2 separate regions of the Homo sapiens genome follow, and region 1 is linked to region 2. Evidence: chromatin loops called from intact Hi-C (ENCODE). Cell type or tissue: HepG2. All regions are shown on one strand. Links, peaks and the distances in the headings refer to the core of each region. The heading gives the core; the rest is flanking DNA.

The links. Hi-C counts contacts between places; a loop is a spot of excess contacts. Peaks named below come from ENCODE experiments on the same cell type or tissue, not always from the same donor. Only the 100,000 strongest peaks of a DNase experiment are listed, where the experiment ranks them.
Region 1: it touches region 2 in a loop (6-fold over the local background); 2 of 110 quality-filtered maps call a loop at or near these places.

What each region holds. Positions count from the first base shown.
Region 1 is chr1:197,329,320-197,343,299 of GRCh38, reverse strand. The region is part of intron 2 of CRB1 (crumbs cell polarity complex component 1); the gene reads right to left. Among named protein-coding and RNA genes, the nearest start is that of CRB1, 68 kb to the right of the region's middle. In HepG2, for the core only: a CTCF peak has its summit at 7,370 (motif pointing right); a DNase peak (open chromatin) is centred at 7,369; H3K4me3 peaks cover 557 bases.
Region 2 is chr1:196,737,895-196,747,001 of GRCh38, reverse strand. It overlaps CFH (complement factor H), which reads right to left. Exons shown (of 22, transcript NM_000186.4): 18 at 6,210-6,383; 19 at 4,951-5,127; 20 at 3,374-3,550; 21 at 1,003-1,185. Among named protein-coding and RNA genes, the nearest start is that of CFHR3, 32 kb to the left of the region's middle. RefSeq lists a silencer at 8,036-8,236. In HepG2, for the core only: a CTCF peak has its summit at 3,567 (motif pointing left); a DNase peak (open chromatin) is centred at 3,531.

The sequences.
Region 1 (13,980 bases), core at 2,504-10,503, 590 kb before region 2:
ACTTATCCATCTTTATTTCTTTGTTTCTAACCCCAAATAATAAATTATATATTAAAATGGTATTAAAAGACTTTCAAAAAACTCAGAAGTCAGTAGTAGTTCAATTGATTTGTGCCCATTTTTCTCTACAGAAAATGCAGCAGGATATTCTAACACCATCTATTATTTACAACTGTTACTAGATTCAACAAATAACCAACTTAAAAGAGAAGCTAGCATATTAAATTTGATTGTTTTTTAAAAAATAAAAAACTCTAAATTTATGTCGGTGAAAATGGAAATTTTTGCAATAGCACTTGTTTCTAGGTAAGTGGCTTGCTCTTTGAGGCTTAGCTATTTCTACTGCAGTCTGTGAATGAGATTTTCCATGGCTATTTTACTTGGCATAACTAAGGTCATGGAAGAGTGGAAAGAACATAAATTTTTTTGACAGACCATCCAGGACTGAGCTCTGCTCTATCACTACTAACAACGAGGTTGGATACAGTAAATGCTACATCAATGGTAGGTATTACTATAGTGTGTTTGTCATTTCCTGCATTCCACCCTTAATTCTTCAGGGTAGGTAGAATAAAAAATGTTTGAAAAGTGACTGGAAGCAAAGACAACTCTAAAAGAGAATTTAGAATAACCTTAAATTCACTTATCAATAAATATAAATGACATTACTGGGAGTATAAAATATAGAGACTGGAAAAATTTGGAGCAGCCAGCGTGTCAAATACCATTTAAAAAAATCAACAATTAATGTAGAAAAAGCCACAAAGCAATAGCAAATATATAGCTAAAATTAGGTAATAAATATTTGAAGTGGATTAATAGCTTTACAGCTAGACGAGAAGAAGGTAGAAAATGGGGCTTTCCACTACTGGAAAGTTGAAGGTCAAAAACAAGAATGTTTAGAGAGCAATGACAGACACATTCTTGAGATGCTTCTCATTAAGTCCATGATTGTTGGGGAGATGTCAAGATAGAGAAGGAGTGAGAGAGAGTATGGGTATGGAAAGGCCAGGCGACAGAGGTTCTGCTAAAAATTCAATAGTAGAAAGGAAATGAGAAGCCTCAGGATGTGGTGACAATTTCTGTTGTAAAGCAGGTTTGAATGACGCCAGGGTCTAACTTGAAATTGGATCAATGTATGGCTGCAGTGGAATAAAGATGAAGGTGACTGAGAATAAGAAGCTCACAGAATTCCAAAAGCATGGTCCATACAATTCCAATGGCTCCTATTAAAATTCTGTCATCATTCTACATGCTAGTCATATGTCATACCAGACTGTTTGCTTTTCCTCAAACCTACCATATACCTCTACCACTCAAAGTTTTTGTATACACTGATCTCTGTCTGGAATGCTTTTTCCCCCTTGTCCACCCAAGGAAGCCATCCTTTTAAAACTGAAGTTAAATGTCCCACTAGTGGACTCATGGGAACAGTGGTTTCAGCAAGAAAGCCAACCTTCCCTCTTGGCCTTAAGAATGAATCATGGAGATAAGGACTCTTCAAAGAGGATTGTGTGGAAAGTGGTTTCATTGAATAAATGCCAAGTTTCAGCAAAAGCCATGGGATTAAAGGTGCATTGGGAAAAAAAATGTTTGGTTTATCTATTCGTAGTTGAGAAGAGACTATAGGTAGAGAAACAGGTGATCATTCTCACAGAAGTCAGAAAGATTTTTCCCTGTGACGTTTTCACATAAGCGAATGTAGATATACATTAGCATTCTGTACCTCCAGACCAGATCACCCTTTTCTTTTTTTTTTCTGAGATGGAGTCTCACTCATCTCACTTTGCCACCAGTGGTGCTTTCTTGGCTCGCTGCAACCTCTGCCTCCCAGGTTTAAGCAATTCTCATGCCTCAGCCTTCCAAGTAGCTGAGACTACAGGCGCATGCCATCATGCTTGGCTAATTTTTGTATTTTTTGTAGAGATGGGGTTTCACCATGTTGGTCAGGCTGGTCTCAAACTCCTGACCTCAAGTGATCCGCCTGCCTCAGCCTCCCAAAGTGCTGGGATTACAGGCATGAGCCACTGCGTCTGGCCCAGATCATCCTCCTGATACCGTCTAGAATGTCTTCTTCAGTTATCTCACAGGCATTGAGATCTCAATGGCATTGAGTTATCTCACAGGCATTGGCTGTGTCCCCATCCAAATCCCATCTTGAATTCCCAGGTGTTATGGGATGGACCCTGTGGGAGGTAATTGAATCATGGGGGCAGGTCTTTCCTGTGCTGTTCTTGTGATAGTGAATAAGTCTCACAAGATCTGATGGTTTTATTAGGGGGAGTTTCCCTGCACAAGCTCTCTCTTTGCCTGCTGCCATCCATGTAAGACGCAACTTGTTCCTCCTTACCTCCTGCCATGATTGCGAGACCTCCCCAGCCATGTGGAACTGTGAGTTAATTAAACCTTTTTCCTAAATAAATCACCCAGTCTAGGGTATGTCTTTATTAGCAGAGTGAAAATGGACTAATACAGGCATCATTCCACAATTCCAAATAATGATAACCTTCATCTCCCCACCTGTGCTGATTTGCGCCACCCCCATCCCTGCCAAAACTCTCCTCTCAGTGAATGGTATTATCATCCAGGTCATCCAAGCCATAGTTCTAGGAGTTATCATCTTATTTGCCACTATTCCCCGTGTCCTAATTAGTCATCAGATCTCATCATCTCTCTCTTAGAAATGGATCTAAGGTGCCATCCTTATTGCTGTGACCTTAATTCAACCCTCATCATGTCTCATCTGCTCTCACTATTATTGACTTCTCTTTTCGCAATCACTCTCTACATTTCTATAGAAATGTGATCACTATAAAGTACAAATATAATTGTACCCTCGTCTGCTTAAATTTTTGACATCATCCCCTCTCTATCTCCCTGTCTCTGAAATAAAGCATAATTGCCTTGTAATGCAGTAGAAGCTTCTAAAAGATGTAGATTCTACTGGTGCCACCCACAGCAGTGGCCTCACAGCTCCACTGTATCTCAAGACTCCAGGCTGCATATAGGTATTTCCCTTACTTGTAATGCCCCACTCCTCACTCCCTCCTTCCCCAGGCTAGCTCCAGTTAGTTCCCAAATATCCAGTTTGTGTATCCCATGATTCTGGAAACTATAGTTACTTATATTTGCCTCTAATGCTGCTTCACTGTGCTCTCAAAATTCCCCTTAATATAAATGTCTATATATATTGTCCTCAATTGCTTATTTTTCTATTTTATCTACAAAATTGTGAGCTCCTTGAGGTCAGGGCCTTTGACCTTTAACACCAATATCTGTGGCATTTAGCACATATTCTTGAATATTTAAAAAGTGCTCAATAAATGTTGAATGCATGAATAATCAAGTCACAGCTATGGAATAATCAACCACCTCTACAGGAAGGCAAACTGTATGCCAAACAGAGCTTCTCAGTGCTTCCACAAGCCATAAATCAAAAGCCCAAAAGTCAAATTTGTGGCTTTGGCAAATGTTTAAAACCTATTATGGTTTCAGAATGATTGTGCCCCAAACTTGTGATCAGTATTTAGAGACTTTGCACTCCAATTGGCATCTTTCGGCATTTAGAGATCCATGTTAAGATTCCGTGCCACAAGATAATGGACATTATATCCTATCAGGATGGAACAGGTCTTGACTTTGACGCTGTCTTCATCATTCTTTACAGTGGGCAGGGAGCACACCATGCACGCAGCAAGGTGTTGATAAACCATTCTGAATGCCTTTCTCATTATCTGCAGAGTCCACGCTTTGGAAATAATTGTAGTCTGGCTTCAGACTATCATCTTAAATTTCAAATTCCATTCAATGTATGTGATGCCTAACAGGCCTCTATGCATAATATTTTTCTTTTGAATAATAATTATGTATGCTATTTTGGGGCTTTTTATGTATATCAAGTACAACAGTTATCAGTGCAAGTCGGTGACACAAGTATCAGAGCAATGTGGAACTGTAGCATTCGGTTTTCATTATAGTGATAGATTTACAGTAAGTTCTCCTCCTAGATATTATAGTCAATCTGTTTAACATCCTAAAGCAATAAGGAGAGGCTGGATGACTTCCTGCTCTGATTAATAACATAAGCATAACAATGTTTAGCAAGATGTTGTAAGAGATTAAACGTGGATAATTATTATTTTCAGTGGGAACATCTTTGGCGTTTTAGCCAATGAGATTTCTGGCTTGTGAATTTAGACACACCTTTCCTAAGGACACCAAAAATAACAAAATTCTCTTTTTGAATCATTCACTTAAAGCAGATTTTACAAGCCCAGGATTCTATCTCTGAAGGACTGCCGAATTTTGTCAATTCTGACTCCTTTTTTACTCCCTCACATTTTTAACTCTCTAGAACCGAGATGCACTTTACAATCAGCAGTGCCTTAGCCTCTTGTTACAACTTAACCAAATAATTTTTCTTTCTTAATGATATCTGAAATGTATGTAAGACTGATGATGTATTAAATCTGATGATACAGAAAATTTGTCTTTATAAATATTATTAATGCTTTGTCATTATTTTATTTAACTATTTGATTATATTTTATTATTTTGTTATTGTGACTATTATAATCCTTTTTGTTTCTACAAGTTTTGCTTTACTGCTAGACAAAACTGTAATAACCTGTGGTTTCCATATTAAACATTTTTTTCAGGTTTTCTTAATCCTTTTCACATTGTGTCCTCTTTGGTACCATTTTACCATCAGTGAAAGTTTAAGAATGTTCTTGACAGTTTCAAAACCATCTTCCCAGAATATCATGGAGGCTGAAACTAATTCTAGGAAGAGAAAGAATGTCTTCTCTTTGTCAGCCCTAGGAGTGGGGCATTGGGAGGAAATTCTCCTACTTCCTTGTATCTAATGATTACAGTTGTCTGTTTGGAGAACAGTTTCTTCTAATTCTGTGAGCTCATTCTTCATTCCTCTTCTCCAGCCATTTTTCTCTAAATCCATCTGTATGCCATTTCTCCCACTTCACTTGCATCATAAATATCATAAAATTTACAAGATAGTAATATATTATTTTCCCAAGTTAAACGAATGACTTTCCCCCTACACTTTCTATATTTTATACATATATATACACCCACACTTTTTAAAAGAATTATGAAAATAGCAAAATATATATCAAATTTTAAAAGCTGGAGTAACCCATTTCAGAGACTCCAAGATGCTATGTTTGAAAAATACACTACTTTTATGAATGGTTTATGCTTTAATTTTATGTTTTTTTGAAAGATTATAGAAAAATTACAACATTCTCATTTTATGTTAAATACATCAGTATTAAACATTATATATTTTCGTACTTCCATAATTATGTTTTAATCATAGCAAATTACTTTCTTATGTTTCTCTTCATTAGGATAATTACTATTCCTAAATATATGAAATTGTTAAAATAGTAGTAATTTCTTAGTTCTTTATTTTATGATATGGCCATTTTAGAAGTTGAATTCTTGCCTACACATATTAAAATATTACACTTTAAATTTATAAGTGTGGCAGAGAGATTTTGACCGAACTTCAGTTAATCTATTCCTGAGTTGGGTTCTAACAGTATTCAAAAAATAATACTTTCAAGTAATCAGGTATAAGATTACTTGAATGCAATTCAAATATAAGAAAATGATACCTGTAAAAAACAAAGGCAAACATTGTTTAGATACCATAGGTATTCATTAGTAGCAATGTTTTAAGAGACAGAAATATTGGCAATTAACTCTTTCATAGCCTAAATAGTCTATGGAAAAACTTTTGTTAATCCATTTCATTCTCATCATGACCCTAAAAGTTAGGTTGTATTACCATGCCAATCTTTGAATGAGGAAATGGAAGTTCATAATTGTTATTTATCAGTACCAAACCACTAGAGAACATCTAGGCTGAGCCTGGAATCCCTGTCTTCTACTTCCAAATTTGTCTTTCCACCACATCCGTTCTTTATATTACTATATATTTTTTGGCTCATCCCCTTTGCATTCGGACTGGCACACACACCCTGCTGATAACTAGGTAGGCACTAGGAGAAATAGCAGTCACATGTCAGAGAGAAAGCTGTCGTTCTGGCTCATAGATTATAATTTCTTTCTATGTCCTCACATGGTAGAAGGGGTGAGGGATCTCTCTTGGACCTCTTTTATAAGGGCACATAGCCTATTTATGAGAGCTTCCCCGCAATGACCAAATTACCTCCCAAAAGCCTCACCTTTTCATCGCCTTGGACAGCATTTCAACATATACATTTTGGAAGGACCAAACTTTTCAGATCATAGCAACACCTTTCCAAAATATCTCTGCAGTCCTTCTCCCTTGATATTCAACATGTTATTGTTCAAATAATAATAGTAAATGTAGGAGGAAGATACAAGTTTCAGTTTTACATTCTGAAAGGGATGCATTTTTGCTCTACTCATAGGCCATTTTTTTTCCTAGGAACATTTCCTGACTCCAACCAACATTACCAGCTTCTTTCTTTGTTCTTCCACAGCATGATGTTTATAGACAGATGGTAATTGTTGTTTACATTCCTGATCCCAGAATAATTTGTGAGCATTTTGTCAGGAATACATTTTATCTTAGTCACTTTTACATCTCCGAAGTCCGCACAATGCCCAGTGCATTGCAAATATAAGTATTTGCTGAGTGAATATTTGTTATTTTGTGCACTCATTCAACAAACATTTGTCAAAACCTGGAAACTTCATTTATTCATAAAAACTACTTCAAATGACTCTAGTTCTGAGCAAAAGCCTGAACAAGTGTTTAATTTTCTTTATAAGACACCATAAAACATTATCAATTTCATAATTAAGCGCATATAAAAACAACCATTTTTCTTTGATATAATAATATTATTTCTCATGAAATAAGCTTATATTTAATAACATATTTTATTTTCCTCAAATTATTTCCCATGACCATTAAATTATCTATATTATTTGCCACAGATGCCTTCAAAGTGATTTAGTTGATCAAAATATATTTAGAAAAGATAGAACACCAAGCCCAGATTCAAACCTCCACAACGACTGAAATTCGAATTATGTCTTTGATATGTGCCACTGTAATGGCAGTGTCAGTTACATCATACCTCTTAGACTTATGCATCAGCATGGATGAGGACTATTGGAGAAGGCCCAAGAGGAACAGGAATTATCATTAAAAGTAAAAGAAGTGCTGATAGGACACTTTAAATGAGTAACCATCATGTAACCCAGGGAGGTAAAATATGTTGCAGTTGTGTACGTGAAAGACACTGCATGGCAATATGGTGGACAGAAGCTACTAAGAAAGACTGCATTCTTGTTAGAATATTCTAAAGGACAGATTTGTTCTGAATAATCTAGACATTGCCATCAGAGGGCAATAGAGGGCAGAGAGAGAAAGGCATGCTTTCATTTTGTTTGCATGATCCATGATCCTTCTTTGTTAATTTCCATCTTAAATGTTAAGGGTGGAACAGGGAGGGGAGAAAGTTACTGTTAAAACTTGATAGGGGCCGGGCGAGGTGGCTCATGCCTGTAATCCCACCACTCTGGGAGGCCTAGGCGGCGGATCACAGGCTCCGGAGATCGAGGCCACCCTGGCTAACATGGTGAAATGCCATCTCTACTAAAAATGCAAAAAATTAGCTGGGCGTGGTGGCACGCTCCTGTACTCCCAGCTACTAAGGAGGCTGAGGCAGGAGAATTGCTTGAACCTGGGAGGTGGAGGTTGCAGCGAGCCGAGATTGCACCACTGCACTCCAGCCTGGGCAACAGAGAGAGACTCCATCTGAAAAAAAAAATTAAAACAAAAAGAAACAAAAAACTTGATAGGTCTCTTTCACTCTTCTCTCCCACAAGGAGTGGATTTTCTTGGACTATTGTATTAACCTCCCTTAGACACTTGAATTCCATGCTTATCGCCCCCTGCAGTGTATCTTCAACATAATAAGCAGAGTGACCTTGTTAAAATGTAAGTCAAATCATTTCAGTTCTCTGCTCAGAACTCTCCAATAACATCCCATCTCACTTAAAGTAAAAGCCAAAGTCCTTACAATGGCCTACAAGGTCCCAAACAGTCTGACCTCATTATTGCTCTGACCTATCTCCTTCCTCCTTCACTCCAGTCACACTAACTTTATTGCTGCTCCTCAAACATTGCAAGGACTCTTTACCTCAGGGCCTTTGCATCTGCTGTTCCTCTGCCTGGAATGCTATTCCACAAGACATTTCCTTGGTTCCCATCCTCTCCTCTTTAGAACTTTATTCACATGTCACCTTCTCAGTGAAGACTTTCTTGATCATTCTACCTAAAGTTAATCCCTAATACCATTATTTTGTTTTACTTTTCTCCATGCAGTTATTACCCTCTAACCTACTATATACAGTATATCTATTACTTGTTTTATAGACATCTATCTCTTCCTTGCAGAATGTAAGAGACTTTGTCATCACTTCTCTTTACGCTTTCATTTTCAGAACATAGAACAATGCCCAATTCATTGAGGTACTCAATATATATGTGTTGAATAAATTAATGATCTAATGAATTCGACAAATATTTAAAAAATCCATATCATGTGTCTTATAGTCCATCTGGTGCTGGTATAACAGAATATATAGGACTGGGTAATTTATAAAGAACAGAAATTTATTTCTCTTAGCTCCGGATGTTTAAAAGTTCAAGACCAAGGTTCCAGTGGGCTTGGTGTCTGGTAAATCCCCACATCCAAGATGGTGCCATGAAGGCTGCATCCTCCAGAGGATAGGAACATTGTTCCTCACATGGCATAAGAGTGGAAGGGGGTGAACCCACTCCAAAAAGCCCTTTTTATTATGGTATTAATCCATTCCTGAAGGTTCCATCCTCATGGCCTAAATACCTCCTCTTAGTTCCCACCTCCCAATACTATTGCATTGGTGATTATGTCTCCAACACATGAGTATTGGAGGAGGCAATCACTCAAATCATATCATCAAGTACCTAGAACTGTTACTAGCAATAAGTGCTTTATATAAAAGCCTGCTTTTATTGATTTGTGTTTCCTTGCCTCATGGACTTTGTGAAATAACAGTCAAGGATGTCACATGGAAATCCACATAACTGTCTATGTCAGTGGTTCTCAAAGTGTAGTCCCCAAACTAACAGCATCAGCATCACATGGGAACTTGTTTTAAATGCATATTCTTGGACCCCCACCTCAGATCTGTTGAACTGAAAACAGTATTTTATTGATAAGCTGTATAGGTGAGTCTGATGCATGCCAACACTTGAGACCCATTGATCTACATTGTAAGCTTATTAAGTTGACAATGCCAGTTAAACTTTTAATGCATTTGTTTCATATCAGAGTTTTCAAGTTTTCCTTGGATACAATAAGTTTGAAAATACTCTGACCTTGATAAATGTTAAGTGAGTCTTGTTTCTAGAGACATTATACTTTCTCTTTCCTTTCATGCCCATGGCCACTCTCCCAGGCCAGGTCCTAAAACCTTATACCTGGGTTATCACAATGGCCTCCTAACTAGTCTCCATGAACTAACTAGTCTTCTAACTACTCTGTAAGTACAAATACATTTCCTTCACTATATGATGAATTTTTGTACATTTTTATTTCTGCAAGGAAATTCATCATATAGTTGAAAAGTACATTGAATATAGTGCATTTTCTTATTTCCCAAAAGATTACTTTTATACCAAAGATCTATTTTGTAATAGAGGAATAAGATATTTTTCTACATTGATTTGTTTCAACATACATTGAACTGGCCTTTCTCTGCCCTCTTACAGCCCTATTTTTCTCATACTGCAGGCATCTGAATGAGAAAAATGTACATTAATCAATCTGGCTAATTTTAAAGAAGGCCTCAATTATGAAATGATTCATTGCATGAAATTGAACTAAAAGCAGTCACATGCTTAGAGCTAATATTCTTTTCATTAAAAAAGTTTGCATCCACTTACTTTCAGCTTCAATTGGAGTTTTTGCTTATGCACAGCAGATTCTCACCAGCCTCTTCAGTGGCTCTCTCTGAGACCATTTCTGTAGTTCATGAATCACTGCCCATGAAGCATAATGGAGTGCACAGAGGAGAATTCACGCAGTGTGAACCCTCTCTATGTGCTACAGCTCTTTTTCCCCTTCTACCTCTCTGCCTTTTAAAATTTATTACCTTTTCTTACTTTGCTGCTCAGAGGAACACAGGTTTTTTTCTGTAAGAGGAGTTCTTTATGATCACTCTAAATTTGGATGTGGTGCACAGCAGCTAGGTCATTGTAATACAGTTTCCAGGATTCATCAGGAGGTCTAAGTTGAGGCAGAGCACTCCAGCACATCCATGCTGATTGCTGATGGTCTTTTTTCTTTCCTTCTCAACTTTGGCTTTTCCCTTGGTTCTACAGACCTTCTTTGGGGTTCTCGTTAGTTGGCCTGGGCTGCCACAAACACTGGTGGTCATGGGATAGCAATGAAATAAACACACTTCCCTGTGTGTCTAAATGATGGTATGGTGCAAGAAAAATTTCCAAATAAAGCTCACATGAACTTAATATTTGGCCGCCAGCCCTGGCTATACATTAGACTCATCAATTAAATTTGACCCTCTGGAAGTAGAGTCTGAGCACCTCTGTTTCAGAGCTCCCTGGGTAATTGCTAATGAGTAGTCAGGGCTGAGAAACACCCATGAGCTACTAGAACACAGGCCATTCTACTTGTGTAGGAGATTGGTGAGCAAGCCTATGACTGCATTTTTTTTTTTACCCGAACAAGCCTAACCAGCTAATAATAGACCCGATTTTTATCTGCCTTATGAGTCTCTTGTTTAAATTCTGTTTTCAAGAAAGTTTTATATATGTCACTTGAAAAGGTGAAATAATAACATGTAGCTGATTTCATAGAAAACAAGGGAAGAATATAGTCAAATAGGGAACAACACTATTATATCAGGGATTGACAAGGAAAGCATCCTCATTGTGGACCTAAGTGTTATAGTGAGAAAAGGGGACTCATTCCCATTGGACCCTACAGGGATGTGATACAACCTACAGTATAAATGAATTCATTGTAAGGTGAAGTGCCTTATGATGGAATTTGACTACATTTCACATTTAGAATATACTCTTTCTAGCTGTTTTTTTTGTTTGTTTTGTTTTTTGTTTTTTGTTTTTTTGAGACAGGGTCTCACCCTGTCGCTCAGGCTGGAGTGCAATGGCACAATCTCAGCTCACTGCAACCTCTGCCTCCCCAATTCAAGCAATTCTCCTGCCTCAGCCTCCCAGTAGCTGGGACTTGTATTTTTAGTAGAGATGTGGTTTCACCATGTTGGCCAGTGTGGTATCCATCTCCTGACCTCGTGATCTGCCGGCCTCAGCCTCCGAAAGTGCTGGGATTACAGGCGTGAGCCACCACACCTGGCCACCCTTTCCATCTTTTATGCCTAAATTTAGACGACTGAAAGGATTCATTAAAATCCAATTTAATTAAGATATTTAAAAAACATACATTGTAAAATATAGTTTTGCAAGCTGTGTTTTTTTTACAAATATAAGACTATTACACAATACTATAGTTGAAATGAATGAAACATTAATTTGATTTTATATCTATTCCTTTTAATCACCATTCACAATATTGAGATAGAAGCAGAAAATGGAAGACACTATCTTAATGAACTGTATTGATTTTTAAATGTGACCATTGTAAACAAAGCACTTCCAAGCCAGCCCCACAAAAATTTCTTATTTTTATTCAAAAATTTAAAAAATATTGAAATTCACCTGCCATAACTCCACCAAAGAAAGAGACACCTCAGTATGGCATACAAACAAGGAGCTTTTCATACAACTATTGTTTTATAAGCTTTTAAAATATTTCCTATAACTTTTAGATAGTATTGACAATTAAGTCACTTGATAAAATAATTTTCCATTTGACATAAGCATTTTAGCATCATAGAGTATACATAAAATAATACAAAAAGTGAATTCTTATTTAATATTCATTTACCTGAGTTTCAGGATGGGGAAGGGTGCCCAGAAATATATGGAAGAATTGTAAAACTTAGAACAATTTAGTAACAGTTGATTAAGCAGCCATTACTCACAAATACTGAGTCAGGCTCTTGGAGGAAGAGGGCTCCTCTTTTTTTTTTTGAGACGGAGACTGGCTGTGTTGCCCAGGCTGGAGTGCAGTGGCGCGATCTCGGCTCACTGCAAGCTCTGCCTCCCGGGTTCATGAGTAGCTGCGACTACAGGCGCCCGCCACCACACCTGGCTAATTTTTTGTATTTTTAGTAGAGACGGGATTTCACAGTAGTCTCGATCTCCTGACCTCGTGATCCTCCCGCCTCGGCCTCCCAAAGTGCTGGGATTACAGGCGTGAGCCACCGCGCCTGGCCGAGGACTCCTCTTCTTAATCCACTAACTGACATCTAATAGAAACTCAGAAAGTATTGATGAATTAAAGAATAAATATAAAACAATACTCTGTCCTTTAGAAACTAACATTTGGGGGGGGGTGCAAAAACATAGATATATGTAAAATAGGAAAGAATTATAGGGGATTCTTTAATACAGGTGTCAACTAGTACAAACATAATGAATATAATTACTGCAGCAGTGTGGAATTATTATTCCAGCTGGAAAGGAACCTGGAAACACTTCTTGTGTTGGGTGATATTTGAACTAGGTCTTAAAAAGTATAGCAGAACTTCAGAGTAGACATTGTGAAGTGAGGAAGGACATTCCAGGGGGAAAGAAATGACTTGTATAAGAAATGAAGAAGATTTATTAGAGGAAATAGAAGGCTTCGGTGGAATGTGTGAGGACATGGCCACTGTCATGGGCCCAAATTGTGAAGTGCTTTCAGGGAGAGGCTAAAATTATTCTCTGTGTAGTGGGAAGCTCTCAAGGCTCTTCAGAACTACGGCATAGGTCTATTTTAGAAAAGTTATTTCAAAGGCAGTGTTCAGAACAACTTCGAGAAGGTAGAAGCTATAAGTAGAACGTCTGGGAGGTTGTGTAGTAGTACACACAAGAGTTGAAATAAACCTAACCAAGGAAAAGAATGGATGAGCTCAATTTGGAACATATCTTAGATGTCAAAACAGCAGATTCTGAAGACTGGTTGTATGTAAAGGAGGAGGGAGAGGGGAAAAATTTCATTTTAGAGCAACTAGGAATGTGTCTATTTTATAAAATATATAGTTTTAGAATGTTTAAAAGTAAAATGATGCTGGAGGGTTCTGGTGCAAATTTTGAAGAGAAATATTTTCCAAATAGATATATTGCTTAACACTTGGAAAAAGAATGACAAAATAAAGAACTAAGTGTGAAAGTGTTGGGAGAAGAAGGCAAGTTTAAAAGCTGAAAGCCTCAGGAAGGCTTTCAGGAAGGTACAAAAACGGCAAGTGCTAAGGGAGAACATGGTATTAAAATGTGTGTGGTGTCTTAGAGATATGAGTCAGGAACTGTAAGAAAGTGGTGAGCAGAAGTTAGAATGAATGCATGTGAGAAAGCATAGGCTAGGTAAGTTACCCCCTTACAAGTAAATGGAAAAGCCAAAGAATAAAGCAAAGCAAGAAATGTGGCCATCGTGAAGAATTGACCTAAAACAGTAACAGTGATTCAAAAGGATAGGGAGGATAAATACTGAGTGTGAAGAGGCTGAATAGCATGTAACTTGGTAATGATGAGTTGTCAACTTGTTACTTTATTATTAAAATAAAATTCTATCAACAGAAACATTGTAAAGAATAGATAGATAAATATGAGGTACAATTGTTTGCTCTAAGACGTAAAACAAGAACAGGCTTTTTTTCTTAATAAAAATCGTGGTTTATCTGATATACCATGCTCCATCAGCTTTACTACCACTGATCTGTTGATAATACTCAAGTCAGCACTAGAAACCCATCAACTTCCAAACTGCCTTCCCAGAAGGTTGCAGTGCCAGGCTTTGGGGATTAGAAAGCAGGCTTGAACTGGAATGA
Region 2 (9,107 bases), core at 140-8,139:
AACACTATCCAAACCAACTATGTAGAAACATCATATTGATTTGAATAAACTTAGAATGGTAATCGATGTGAAAATGAGGTTCGATGTTTAATGTATGAGAATTAGGGGTGTATTATCAATGATTCATTACATCAGTTGTCATTTTAGGATCCCTGCGTTTTAGAACTTATCATTGCTGCTTTTGATTAAGATATTGGTCAAAGAGTACAAACTTTCAGCTATAATATGAATAAGAACTTGGAATCAAACATAGAGATCTAGTGATATTTAGAGCTAATAATATTGTATTGTTTATTTGAAAATTGGTAAGAAAGCAGATTTTAAGTGTCCTCACCACAAACACACACACACATACTCACACACCCACCTACACCCAATGCTAAGCATAGGTGATGAAGAATGTGCTAATTAATTTGTGGTAATCTTTGTAGCATAAATATATCAAAACAACATATTGTCAAACATCAAAATATATTTTTATTTGTCAACTAAATGCTTTAAAATAAAATATAAATATAAAGAGAAAAATTACTTTTTTTGTTGTTTTTATTGAGACGGAGTCTCGCTTTGTCACCCAGGCTGGAGTGCAGTGGCGCGAACTCGGCTCACTGCAACCTCCGCCTCCCGGGTTCCCGCCATTTTCCTGCCTCAGACTCCCGACTAGCTGGGACTACAGGTGCCCGTCACCATGCCGGTTATTATTATTATTTTGTATTTTTAGTAGAGACGGGGTTTCACCGTGTTAGCCAGGATGGTCCTCAATCTCCTGACCTCGTGATCTGCCCGCCTCAGCCTCCCAAAGTGCTGGGATTACAGGTGTGAGCCACCGCACCCAGCCCTAAAGAGAAAAATTTCTAAACTTTACTTTCTGACAGAAATATTTGGTAGGCAAGCATTCAGCAGAATGGTTGTTCAATAATCTGTGAGTATTTTGTTACAAACAGTGAAATATCAGACTCATCACAGAGATTTTTCCAGCCACGTGAATATTAAAGTACTTACGTAAGCATTTTGGTGGTTCTGACCATTGTCCATTTCTACATGTTATTCGCTTGTTACCCTCAAGTTGATACAAGTTCTGGCATTGGTACTCAACTGATGAAGCTGGAGCATATACTGACAACGGGAATGAAGTAATGTCCCCATTGTCAATAGGTGGAGGGGGCCCACATTTTCCTGTAGAATCTAAAAAACATCATTTCATCACTTGATTTGTTGTGAGAGCAAATCAAAATACAAGTTCAAATAAGGCAAACGCAAACACAGCACTGTATATAATATCAACAGTTTTGTGATTTCTGGTGAAAGAAATGAGTCCTGGAAGAAATTTTAACCCTTTAAACTGAAAGTAATATATTTAAGTTCTTTTCTCCGTACTGAAAGAACACATAAAACATTAACAAATATTGCTGCTTATGGTAGACCAGGATTAAGAAATGTCTTTCCGAATGAATACATGCTAAACATAGAAAACTATGACAAAGGAAGTTTCTTATTTCATATTCGAAAAATCCCATAGGAATTATAAAATGGAAAAGTATGACAAAAATTTTTTAAAAACACTGAATATACTTAATAATACATGGGGAGCTGACAGACAAATAAATCCATGAACTTGAACATACAGCAATATAAATTACCCACTCTGAAAATAAACTGAAAACAAAAAACTGAACTGAGACATTCAGAAAAATACAACAACAAATAATGCCGATGCAGAAAAAGAAGAGAAAGGATATTGGGCTGGAAAAATGAATAAATAAAATGATGCCTGAAAACTTCCCATTTTGACCATAAGGTATAAACTTATATTTAAGAAGCTGAGTGAACTCCAAAGAGGATAAAAACATTGGAATTTATACCAATATACATTAAAATAAAACTACTTTAAAAAAAGAAAAAAATACCTTGAAAGCAACTAGACAAAAACTATGCTTTTCCTCGAGGGGATCAACAATTCAAATGATGCTGAGTTTTTCATCTATAACCATGTGGCACGGTTTTCAAGTGTTCAAAGAACTGTCAACTCCAAATTTGATATCCAGTGACACGATCTTTTACAAGTAAGGGGATCAATACAGACATTCTCAGAGAAAGGGATACCAAGGGAATTTGTCTCCAGTAGACCTATGCCTAAAGATTAACTAAAGGAATTCTTCAAATTAAAATAAAACAGATAAAAGAAAGAGCTTGAGACTTTAGGATCCTGAAAAAATAGAAAAATAGAATGGATAAACAGAGGAGTCAATATAACAGGATATCTTTTTCCTCATAAGTTTTTTCAATTATGTTCGATATTTGAAGCAAGTGAGTTTAATATGGAGCTCAATGTATGCAGAGAAAATACTAGTGGCATTTATACTTACAACGTGGAGAGTGTAAATGGATCTACATGAAAGTAAGGTTTCCATATTCCAGTTGTAGATTTAAATGTCAGTGCCAGTAGACAGTAATATATTATTACATATATAGTATTAGCTAGAGCAACAACTTTTTAAAAGGAGGAGAAAAGCTATACAAAGAGATAGAATGGAAAACAATACATATGAATCGAAATTAATCTCCTTAATAATTTCCCTACAGGGAATGGAGGAATAGGGAAATAGGACTGAAACCCAGAGGAAACAGGCAGAAACAAATAAACGACAGAGATTTAAGTCCTATATATCAATAATTATTTTAAGTGTAAATGGTCCAAGTGCACCAGTTAACAGGCCATGAAAGGATGAATGGATATGTAAACATGACCCAACTATATGCTGTCTACAAAAACTCACTTCAATAATAAACATAGGTAGAGTCTAAGTAAAATAGTGAAAAAAAAAATACAGAAAAACATTAATTTTAAAACATAAAGGTGAGTAAGATACAATTTCCTTTTTTGGTTTCCCTTATTTCATCTCTTTATATTAGAATGACCCAGGACTATGTGCTCGGACTTCTTTTTATAAATACAGTCAGTCACACACCTTTAAATATAATCCATATACTGAAGATGCCCACATTTATATCACAGTCTATGATCTCTCTTCAACTGCCTATTCCATATCTTAGAATGCACATCACTTATGGCTGTCAAATGCACATAATGTATCTTTTATTACACGTATTCCTGAGAAGGAACTAAGTGTTGTAATGCTTAAAAAGTATTGTTTTTCAGGTTCCAACTCTCAATTTGGTCGAATCTTTCTGGAAAATAATATACCCTATTACTTGTGTTCTGTTCACAGGAAGAATTGAATTTTAAGCACCATCAGTCATTTTATTTGCATTTGAAAAATCTATTAATAAAAATGACTTCATTTTGTTTAAATCAACATATTTTAACCCTGCTATACTCCCCCAAAATGTTAAAAGAAATATAATACTCTACCTTTGCATTGAGGTGGTTCCGTCCAGTTTCCATTTAAACACATCACTTCTTCATCCCCAAACATTTCATAAGGGCTCCTACATTGATAACGTACTCTCTCACCAGATGGATATTTACTCATCTGTCTCGACACTATATAAGCATTTTGTACTGTGGGCGGATTCACACAGGAGGTGTCTGAATAGAAAAAAAAGAAGTGGTTCCACCTAGTGTTCATTTTGAGTAGCAAATCAACTGATAACAGTTACAAATATATTTCAAGACGAATTTAAAATAAGTAGACAATCTCATCAAATATTTTGTTGATTTTAATAAATTTAAATGTAATATTGAGGAAAAGACATGAAACTATTTTTTGTAAGGTACAAGCGTTGATGTTTTAAATTTCTTCTTCATCCTTCGCTAGAACACTGATAGACCTTTATTTTTCCCTTCTGGAAGCCAGTGTAAACGAAAGTTTTCCTGGATATCTCTCTTTGAGTTTGAGTAAACAAATATTACCAGTTCTATTTATTTAACATTAATTTATAAAATGCAAAAAGTCAGCATAAATAGATTATGTGATACCAGATTTTTGTTTGCAATCATCCTGCTTATACATTTTAGCCTCTTAAAAATAAACTCAAATAGGCATTTTCTTAGCGAATAAGCAAAGAATTAAAAACACATTTTGAAAATTACCCAAGTTAAAAGGAGGAAGAATGGTTAATCAAAGGATCCAAATTGGAGATGTGGAAAAATTTTTTTAAAAAGCCTATAATAATAAAAATAACCTCAGATAATTTAATTGCCAATGATTAAGGATATTATGCTGAACAATGCAAAATTCATCAGAGAGTTTCATATCCATGTGTAGTGAATAGACTATAGCAATGCTTCTCACTCGGAAGTGTAAATAGAATTCCCTGGAGGTGTTGGTAAAACAGTTTCAGGGTTTTACTTTGAGACTTTTGATTCTGGATGTCTAGAATGAGCTTACGGAATTTTATTTTCATTTCAAACAATCTCCAAGAAGATGATGATGCTACCGGTTTAGCGACCACACTTTGAGAACTATTGAGCTAAGATTAATCATCAAATACTCAGTTCCATCTTTTTATTTTTAGGCATACGACTACTTTGTCCTGCCGTAAAAACTTAATTTATGTCCATTTTAATGATGTTAGAGACAATTCTATATTTTATTCCCAAAACACTCTATATAAATAAATTGTACTTATATATTTATTTATTTCAGGTTTATTTATTTTTTTGAGACGGAATCTCACTCTGTCACCCTGGGTGGAGTGCAGTGGCACGATCTTGGCCCACTTCAATCTTCATCTCCCTGGTTCAAGCGATTCTCCTGCCTCAGTCTCCCAAGTAGCTGGGACTTCAGATGCATGTCACCATGCCCCACTATTTTTTTGTATTTTTAGTAGAGACGGGTTTTCACCATGTTGGCCAGGCTGGTCTCGAACTCCTGACCTCAAGTGATCCGCCCACCTCGGCCTCCCAAAGTGCTGGGATTACAGGCGCCAGCCACTGGGCTGGGCCCACACATTATATAAATAAATTTTGAAAATTCACCAAAGTACCTCTGCATGTTGGCCTTCCTGTCCATCTGCTATTAATGCATGTTACATTACTGGCTCCATCCATTTTGTAATATGTTGCACAAGTGTAAGTCACTTGCTCACCCGCCTTATACACATCCTTCTTCTCTCCCATGGGTATGGCATTTTCAAAGCTAGGTAAACTGAGACAATCTGTTTCTGAAATAGGAAAAATATGTATTTGTTCCGCAAATCTTTAAAAATAGGTTACATACAATACATGTAATGGATTCTAAAATAGCGATATATAGAATCAATGAATACTGTACAACATTTTTCTTATAACTTGAGAAAATATATTAGCCATTTTGTCTTAATTACATTAAATTCTTCTAAATCTATTAAAAATACAAGATAGAAATGATATTAGAAGACTGAAGAAATATTGGTAGCCGTAGCAATTGAGATTACACATTTTTTTGTTCACATTATTTTTGTCCATACTTGCCACCTGATATGGTTAGGCTTTGTGTCCTCACCCAAATCTCATCTTGAATAATAATCTCCAGGTGTTGAGAGAGAGACCTGGTGGGAAGTGATTGGATCATGGTGGCAGTTTCCCACATGCTGTTCTCACGATGGTGAGTGAGTTCTCACAAGATATGATGATTTAATAACTGTTTAGAAGTTCCTCCTTCACTCACTCCTCTCTCTCCTGCCACCTTGTGAAGAAGGTGCCTGCTTCCCCTTCAGCGGTAATGGTAAGTTTCATGACACCTCCTCAGTCATGAGGAACTGTGATCAATTAAAATTTTTTCTTTTATAAATTACCCAGTCTCAGGAAGGTCTTTACAGCAGTGTGAAAACGGAATAATACACCACCTATATTGTGTGTGCATTTCCAAATTTTTTGCTTCTATCAAATGTGAAATACTTATAATGATTTTTTAAAATATTTCAGAAAATGTACTTATAGGCAGATTGTTGATAAACTGACAGAAGATTGAATAATGTGGAGATTGATGAGTAGAGGCAGCTGTGCCCTAAGAACAGAGATGAGAAGTCTGAGAATATACATCAGAGGATGCTTAAAGTTCACACAAGATGATGTGAAAATGAACTAATTTGGCTTATAATGTCAAATGTTTTAATTACTACAGCTATAATTTCCCACAGCAGTCCAGAATATTCAAGAAAACCTTATGAATTTCTAGAGTCCCTGTTTACTTTCTTATTGGTACCACTTACACTTTGAATGAAGAATATTTATCATACATATAATAAAATTCAATGCACCATACTTATGCATGATGGAGGGTGAGACCATTTTTCTCCTAAGCATTTTGCAATTGCAGGCCCATCAATTCCAAAACCTTCAAAACATTTGTACGTAACTTCTTCTCCATACTGATAACTGTCTGACATGTGAGCTACAACACCATGAGAAATCTCAGGTGGAGATTTACAAGGAAGGCCTAAAAAAAAAAGAATGAATTCAGGTTTCACTAACTCATAAATTTAATTTTATATGCCTGTTTTAATATTAAGTAGTTTTATTTGAAAATAAACAATACAGGAGCTACTATGACATCACAGAGAAGTAACACAAATGTTTCCTAAAACTAGCCTTCTGGTGTCTGTCTGTCTATCGGACTGTCACCAACTGAAGAAGGACTTGAAACTAAAAATAGCAATACATTTCAGAAAGAGATCATCTATGCCTGGTAAACAATGCCTCTGTAAACTTACTAGTGATAATAAGATACACATTGAGAGTTAACGATTCCAGGTAAAACATAATATATTGTAGGAAATAAGAAGGGGCATTGTGGGAAGAATGTAAAAGAAGTTTTAAAACATAGTGGCAAAGCAAACATGACAACTTGCAGAACAGGTTTAGCTGTGTCCCCACCCAAATCTCATCGTGAATTGCAATTGCCATAATCCTCACGTGTTGTGGATGGGACCTGGTGGGAGAAAATTGAATCATGAGGGCGATTTTTCCTCTGCTGCTGTTCTCATGATACTGCGTGAGTTCTCCTGAGATCTGATGGTTTTATAAGGAGCTTTTCTGTCTTTGCTTTGCACTTCTCCTTCCTGTCATCATGTGAAGAAGGACATGTTTGCTTACCCTTCCACCAGGGTTGTAAGTTTCCTGAGGCCTCCCAGCCATGTGGAATTGTGAGTCAATTACACCTCTTTCCTTTATAAATTATGCAGTCTTGGGTAGTTCTTTATAGCAGCATGATAACAGACTAATACAGTAAATTGGTACTGCAGAGAGTAGGGTGCTGCTGTAAAGATAACCAAAAATGTGGAAGCAGCTTTGGAACTGGATAACAGGCAGGGGTTAGAACCATTTGGAGGGGTCAGAAGAAGACAGGAGAATGTTAAAATGTTTGGAACTTCCTAGGGAGTTGGACGGCTCAGAAGACAAGATGTGGGAAAGTTTGGCACTTCCTAGAGGCTTGTTGAATGGCTTTGACCAAAATACTCACAGTGATATGGACAATGAAGTCCAGGATGGGGTGGTCACAGATGAAGATGAGGTGAGGAACTTGTTTGAAACTGGAGTAAAGGTCACTCCTGCTATGCAAAGAGACTGGTGGCATATTGCCCTGCCTTAGAGATCTGTGGAACTTTGAACTTGAGAGAGATGATTTAGGGTATCTGGCAGAATAAACTTCTAAGTGGCAAAGAGCTCAAGAGGAAGCAGAGCATAAAAGTTTGGAAAATGTGCAGCTTGTAAATGCAATAGAAAATAAAACTTCATTTTTCTGGGGAGAAATTCAAGCCTGCTGCAGAAATTTGCAAAAATAATAAGGAGCCAAAGTTAATCACCAAGACAATGGGGAATATATCTCCGGGGCATGTCAGAGGCCTTCATGACACCCCCACCCATCACAGGCCCAGAAGCCCAGGAGGGAAAAATGGTTTGATGGACCTGGATCAGGTCCCTGCTGCTCTATGCAGCCTCAGGACTGTATCCCAGCTGCTTCAGCTCCAGCTGTGGCTAAAAGGGGCCAACAAACAGCTTGGTCCATTGCCTCAAAGGGTGAAACCCCAAGCCTTGGTGGATTACATGTAGTCTTGGGCCTGTGGGTGCACACAAGTCAAGAATTGAGGTTTGGGAACCTACAACTAGGTTGCAGAGGATATATGAAAATACCTGGATGTCCAGGCAGAAGTTTGCTGCAGGGGGGAGCCCACATGGAGAACCTCTGCTAGGCCATTGAGGAAAGGAAATGTGGGGTCAGAGCCCTCACATAGAGTCCCCACTGAGGCACTGCCTTGTGGAGCTGTGAGAACAGGACCACAATCATTGAAGCCCCAGAATGGTAGATCCATCAATAGCTTGCACTATGTTCCTGGAAAAGCCACAGACACTCAATGCCAGCCCATGAAAGCAACCAGGAGGGGGACAAAGCCACATCTGCACAAGGCTGTGGGAGCCCATCTCTTGCATCAGCATGACCTGAATGTGAGACATGGAGTCAAAGGAGATAATCTTGGAAATTTAAGGTTTAATGACTGCCCTATTAAATTTCAGACTTCCATCAAGCATATAGCCACTTTGTTTCAGCCATTTCCTCCCTTTTGGAATGGAAGCATTTACCCAATCCCTGTACCCCCATTGTGTCTAGGAAATAACCAACTTGCTTTTGATTTTACAGGCTCATAAGCAGAGAGGACTTGCCTTGTCTCAGATGAGACTTTGGATATGAACTTTTGAGTTAATGCTGGAATAAGTTAAGATTTGGAGGACTGTTGGGAAGGCATGATTGTGTTTTGAATTGTGAGGACATAGACTTGGGATAGGCCATGGTGGAATGATAGGATTTGACTGTATCTCCAACCAAATAACAATTTGAATTGTACTTCCCATAATCTCCATGTTTTGTGGGAGGGACTCAGTAGGAAGTAGTTGAATAATGGGGGCAGTTATCCCCATGCTTCTGTTCTCAGGATAGTGAGTGTGTTTTCATGAGATCTAATGGTTTTATAAGGGCCTTTTCCCTTTGGTCAGAACTTCTCCTTCCTGTCTTCATGCGTTTGCTTCTCCCTCCACCATGATTGTAAGTTTCCTAAGACCTCCTCAGCCATGCAGAACAGTGAGCCAATTAAACCTTTTTTTGTATGTATAAATTATCCAGTATTGGGCAGTTCTTTATGGCAGCATGAGAATAATACAGATAGGT